Linked DNA regions of Homo sapiens: region 2 is linked to region 1. The links are chromatin loops, found by intact Hi-C in ENCODE. Cell type or tissue: pancreas. All regions are shown on one strand. Links, peaks and the distances in the headings refer to the core of each region. The heading gives the core; the rest is flanking DNA. Region 1 holds the start of SZT2-AS1 (SZT2 antisense RNA 1). Region 2 has its middle 26 kb from the start of PTPRF.

What was found. Hi-C counts contacts between places; a loop is a spot of excess contacts. Peaks named below come from ENCODE experiments on the same cell type or tissue, not always from the same donor. Only the 100,000 strongest peaks of a DNase experiment are listed, where the experiment ranks them.
Region 2: a loop joins it to region 1, with 4 times the contacts of the local background. A loop is called at or near these places in 2 of 110 quality-filtered maps.

What each region holds. Positions count from the first base shown.
Region 1 is chr1:43,447,023-43,449,925 of GRCh38, reverse strand. It overlaps SZT2 (SZT2 subunit of KICSTOR complex), which reads right to left. Exons shown (of 72, transcript NM_001365999.1): 66 at 2,758-2,903; 67 at 2,228-2,381; 68 at 1,955-2,077; 69 at 1,442-1,847; 70 at 1,198-1,314. It overlaps SZT2-AS1 (SZT2 antisense RNA 1), which reads left to right and starts at 1,282. Exons shown (of 2, transcript NR_046744.1): 1 at 1,282-1,823; 2 at 1,994-2,150. It overlaps MIR6735 (microRNA 6735), which reads right to left and starts at 1,387; the gene lies at 1,315-1,387. In pancreas, for the core only: no CTCF peak of the experiment used is centred there; a DNase peak (open chromatin) is centred at 1,616.
Region 2 is chr1:43,503,580-43,506,482 of GRCh38, reverse strand. No RefSeq gene overlaps it. Among named protein-coding and RNA genes, the nearest start is that of PTPRF, 26 kb to the left of the region's middle. In pancreas, for the core only: no CTCF peak of the experiment used is centred there; no DNase peak of the experiment used is centred there.

The sequences.
Region 1 (2,903 bases), core at 323-2,822:
TGCTGGTCAGCCTGTCTGAGCTGCATCAGAATGAGGGGTAACAGTTGATCCTGGAGGCCCCACACAGAGCCTGGCACACTGAAGCCAATCAACAGAGAGTGCTGTACCCCTGGCACAACCTCCTTGCCTCCTGTCCTGGGACTCCTCTCTGACCACCCCTGGGATTGTCTTGTCGTCCCCTTATGTCCATCTGCTCCCTAACGCTCTGCTTGGTGATCCATCCCGGGATGATTTGCTCTCCCAAGGCTTCAGTTACCGCCTGTTCACAGAGCTGCTGCCTAGGACTCTCCTGAGCTCGAATCCCTGATGCCCACAGACCTTGCAGACAGTGAAGGGCCTATGGACCCCAGACTCAGCTTGCCCCAAGCTGGGCTTGTCACCCTTCCCCAAAACCCACTCCTGCTCCAGCCTTCCCACCACCCGCAGGAGCACCTGCCTCCATTCACAACCGCCGACACTACTGCAGCCTCATCCTAACTGACCTTGGCTTCTCTGGGAGACCCTTCCTGCACCCTGAAATGAATCCTCTGCACAAGCACTGTGCTGCAGGACCCCTCACCTGGCTCCACCTCCTACTTTCTCACTTGAAGTCTTCTCTTGTAATGCCTCCTCTCTTGAACCTCAGCTCTGGCTGGGCCCATCTCTGTGGGCTCCTTAATGCCCTGTGCTCGTGTCCACCACCACAGTTCTCTCTACCTGTCCTTTACAGCAGTGCTTTCACGCCTCAGTGTGCACACAAATCACCTGGGGAGACTGTCAACCTGCAGATCCCGAGTCAACAGTCTGAAATGTGGCCGGAGAGCCTGCATTTCAGCAAGCTCCCAGGTGCTGCGGCTGCTGGTCTGTGGACCACACTTTAAGTAACAAGGCTTCAAAGTCCAAGGGGTCCTTTCTGGGGCTCCAGCCTACTGACAAAGTTCTGACAGCTCCTTGGGTTGTCAGTTCCAGAGCCTGGCCCTCAGGATCTCAAGCCAAGGCTTGTATTCTTGGTGAGTCTTTGAGGGCAGAGCTGCTCAGAGAATCACATGCTGTAGCTCGATGCCCGGTACTGGAAGGGTTTTACATGTATCTGTGTAGTCCCGTTCTGTCTAGGCCTCCCTCCAGAGCAGAGCTTGTTTGGTCAGGCTGAGGGGCACATCTGTTTGGTGAGGATTTCTGCTGTGTTTCCCTTTTCAGAGGAAGCTCAAGGGGACTTACCAGGTACTGAGTTCCCAAGTCTGGGCTTTGGAAATGGCGACAGCTCTGGGGGAAGCGGCTTAGGAGAACTTTGATCAGGCTCTGGTACCAGGAGACCGTCATGGATAGGAAGCAGTCCTGAGGGAGGAGCCACAGGCCTGAGTCTTCTGTGCCAGTCACCTCAGATTCCTGTGCCCTCTGCCCTGGCTGCCAGTGGAATTCCTGGCACCTATCCCAGCTCTTTCGGGAGCCCACAGTTCCTTACCAGCTGGGGGTCGATGTCCCCAATGGATTTGGCATGGACTGCTTCTAGGAGTTCCTCCAGCTCTGCCAGGGCCAGGCGCCCCCCTAGCCGCAGTCGATCAGGCCCCGGTGGCTCCAGCAAGAAGAGGCGCTTCCAAAGGGTGTCCCGACGGCAGTGCCCTCCAGCCAGCCGCACCAGCTGAGCCAGCCGTGCTCGTGCCATGCCCACCTCTGCAGCCAGTGGTGGGAACAGAGGAGCCGGTCCAGGCGCTAGAATAAGCCCTGAGGCCTCCCCAGGGCTGCCAGCTGAACTCCCAGGAGCCTCTGGCTCAGGGGGCAGTCTGGGTGGCTTCCGGAAGCGGCGCATGTCAGCAGTGAGCCTGGGGAAGAGCTCTCGCTGGCTGGTGAGCACCACGAAGAACTGTAGCCTGGGGTGGGGAGCAGGGCAGGAGAGTGGTGGTTGTAGCAAGAGACACACAGGGCAGGGTGGGGCAGGCTGGGAAATGGGCATGTTCAAGGTAGGGGATCTGCTGACCGCAGAACGTGCCGCTCAGCCTCTCCTTGCTCCTCAAAGGGTGCAGCACAGTGACAGACAAGCAGAGACACATCAAAGTCATCCTGGTGTCGAAGTCCCTCAGAGTCCAGGTAGGAGCCAGAACTGTGCAGGACGGGTTGGGGAGATGTCAACTCTGGGGTTCTAATAAAACAAACCTCACCCCTGCCCAAGAAAACATTGGTCTCCCTACTGCAAGTATGTCCCAACCCCAGCTCCTGCAGCGTGCATGCTGGATGCCCCTCTCAGCCTTACCTGTGCCATGCCGACACCAGGGCATACTCGTTGTGTTCTGGGCCCCCTGGCCGGGCCATTCGCAATGGCTTCATGTGGTAAGAGCTGGCGTGATCAGCCACGTAGTTGTATAGCTGGTGGGCAGCAATGAGTGGTGTGGGGAGCTCCAATGTCCCTGAGGGATAAGTAACAGGAGACAGCAGACACTAAGCCTAGGACAGACACACTGGTCTGGTGGGGCACAGGGATGGGAGTCTTTAAGGCTCTGACTGGCAGGCAGAGTGGGTCTGCTTTCCTTAGGAGCTCCTGCATTCCTGTGGAACACTGAGATGGGACAGAAGTGACTCAGAGGGCAGGGGACATGTGACATGGGGTCCAAACTCTGGTAAGAAACAGACACAGGACAGAAACATGGGGACGTGGTATGTGTGACATGAGATGATTAACAACATGGGACCACTTGTCCAGGGAGGTGGTCCCACCAGCCCTGACCTGGAGGCACCTGTGGCCTGTTCTTTTTTGGGTTCACTGGCTTGCCCTTGGGCACTGACCTTGGTAAATGTGATTGCGGCCAAAGTGGGGTCCGTCAGGGTGGTGGGCCAGGAAGTGTCGCAGAAAGGTGGTGAGGTGGTAGCCGTGCCGCAGCACCAGATGGGCACCTAGCACGTGCTGATGCACGAGGCGCAGATGGAAGTCA
Region 2 (2,903 bases), core at 176-2,675, 57 kb before region 1:
CCCAGGCAGAAGGTTGGGCAGGCTGGCTTTGTTCCAGGTGAATCCCAGGACTTGCGGACATCCTTCCACAGAGTCAGACAGGCTCCAGGACATCACCTGGAGCCTGTCCAGGGTGCTGGTGGTAATCACAGGGGTCCCCTGCGGGCCAGGCTGGGGCTGGCAAGAACATCCCTAAGGAAAGTTTCAGAGTTGAAGGCAATGGATGAGGGGAGGCGGGGAGGGGACGAGGGTGCTGTGGGGCTGGGCTGGAGCTGGAAATAGCATACTCACTTCTCTTTGCTGAAGACCACAAGTATTTCCATCAGGAGAGGGTGGGGAGATGAACCAAGGCCTCCTAGGGGACCTCTGGCTAAGGATGCCCAGGTTTTACACGCTGACTCTGAGAGGGTGTCAGGGAGGAGCTGGAGCACACAGAAAGAGAAGGCAAGGAAAAAAGGTCGGAGAGCAAGGAGAGGAGTGTGCAGCCGCTGTGGATGGGGAACTTGGGGGAACAAACTTGTGGGGAGCATGATGACTCCTGTGTCATCTCACAAAACCTTCAGTAAAAAGTCCACATTATGCGTCACTGCCTTTGGAGTTGGAATTTTGTTTATTTGGGATGCAGCAACATGCCGGGACAGTCCTCAAGGCTGTCAGGAGGAGCAGGCCCAGCCCGGCGCAGTCCACTCACCAGGCGACATGATAAGCCGGCGAGACCCAGAGAAGGTTCAAGTGGGGACATGAGAGAAGACCTTGTGCTTGGAATCCAAATAATCCAAATGAAGACCTCCTGTTTCTGCTCCTCTGTTTTCCAGAACAAACATGATTCCATGCAGTCCGAAAGAGGGCGGTTAGGACAGAAGAATGGCTACGGGATTCAGAGAAGGCGCCCAGCTCTTCTCTAGCATGGATGGGGAGTGCGGGCTGTGTTGATTTGGAGACCACCTCCAGCCGGACTGCCTGCCCTGGCCTGGAGAATATTTCAGGGGACCTGTGTCTGGGGAAAAGGGGATTGGGAAGCCCCCAGTGCCTGTCTTGAATTTGGTCCTAGGCCCATGAAGTGTGAGTCCTTCACAGCTATAAAGGATTCAGGAAAAAATGGAGGGACTCCAGGAGATCCTGGGAAAAGCAGTGGCCTTGAGCAAGCAATAAAGCCACTGCTGAGTGGAGGAGGGGCCCTTTCCAAGCCTGGCCAGTCTGTCACTGCCAGGACTCTCCGTCTCCAGGGCTGGCCGGCAGGGGAGCAGAAATGTCTCGGTGTGATGCTTGTGAGAGTAACAGGTGGAGGAATTGGAAGCATGGTGCTCTTGGCACCCCAGCAGTATCAAAGGCTGACACTCCTGGTGAAAGGCAGTTCCTATGTCTTTGCTATGGGTCTGTTATTAAGAAAAGTTAAGACTGGGCCGGGCATGGTGGCTCATGCCTGTAATCTCAGCACTAGGCTGAGGCGGGTGGATCACTTGAACTCAAGAGTTTGAGACCAGCCTGGCCAACATGGAGAAACCCTGTCTCTACTAAAAAATACAAAAAAAATTACAATACAAAAAAAAAATTAATTAGCTTCGCATTGTGGCAAGCTATTAGGGAGGCTGAGGCAGGAGAATTGCTTGAACCCAGGAGGCAGAGGTTGCAATGAGCTGAGATTGCACCACTGCACTTCAGCCTGGGTGACAGAGGAAGACTCCGTTTCAAAAAAAAGTAAGATGGTTCTGAACAACAACAAAAAATATTCCTTCTTGTTGCTGATATCTGCCTAACTTCTAGGCTTATTGCTCTCAAGTCTATCATACCCAATTCATATTTATAACAAATGTTTTGCACCAACCAAATAACATTCTCTTTACCATCTTGAAACAAATACATTAATAGGCCGGGCGCGGTGGCTCACGCCTGTAATCCCAGCACTTTGGGAGACCGAGGCAGGCGGATCATTTGAGGTCAGGAGTTCGAGACCAGCCTGACCAACTTGATGAAACTCCATCTCTATTAAAATACAAAAATTAGCCGGGCGTGGTGGCGGGCACCTATAGTACCAGCTACTCAGAAGGCTGAGACAGAAGAATTGCTTGAACCCAGGAGGTGGAGGTTGCAGTGAGCTGAGATCACGTCCCTGCACTCTAGCCTGGGCAACAGAGCAAGACTCCTTCTCAAAAGAAAAAAAAAAAAGAAAGAAAGAAATGCATAAATAATATTACCTACTATGTATATAGTTTCAAACATCCAACATGTTCAAATGTCAAAATATCCAAATAAGGGCCCGACAGTAACATAAAGGAGAAATAAAGGGAACATGATATAGGATGAGATCTCAATCACGACAGCACTGCAGACATCATGAAGGGGCCGCAGGCTTATATGTGGATGTACAGTCACTGAACATCACAGGCATAAACGCAGCCTGAGACACTGTGATGTGTTGACACGAAAATACCTCAAGGGGCTTTGTTCCTGGTGGTTTTCCTAAATGCTCAGCAACTATTGGAAAAGTTCTAAGCAAAACAAAGGTCACTCTTCCCTTGATCTACATTGTAGTTGCCGCGTTCCTGGAGAGGGGATCTGTGACGGAGTGAAGTGGCTTGGGGTACCGGCAGGACTTGGGGGTATGGGGAGCAGTAAACCCAGGTTCAAAACCTTCAAAAGATGAGAAGCCATGTGTAGACAGTCCCCCAGCACGCACTTAGAAAATTGTGGGGGACACTTTTTGGTGGTCACAATGATTAAAGGGGTGTGTGCCATTGGCATTTAGTGGTCAGGGGCCAGGGACACTGGATGCTTTGGGAGTCCGGGACGATCCTGCACAGTGGAGAATGACTCCATACCCTGCCTGACTCAGGAATATCGTGCTGGACTTTCATGCAAGCGCATGAACGGGCTTATAATGATCTGAATCTAGACCCTAACTGTGTTATACAAAAACAGTGTGT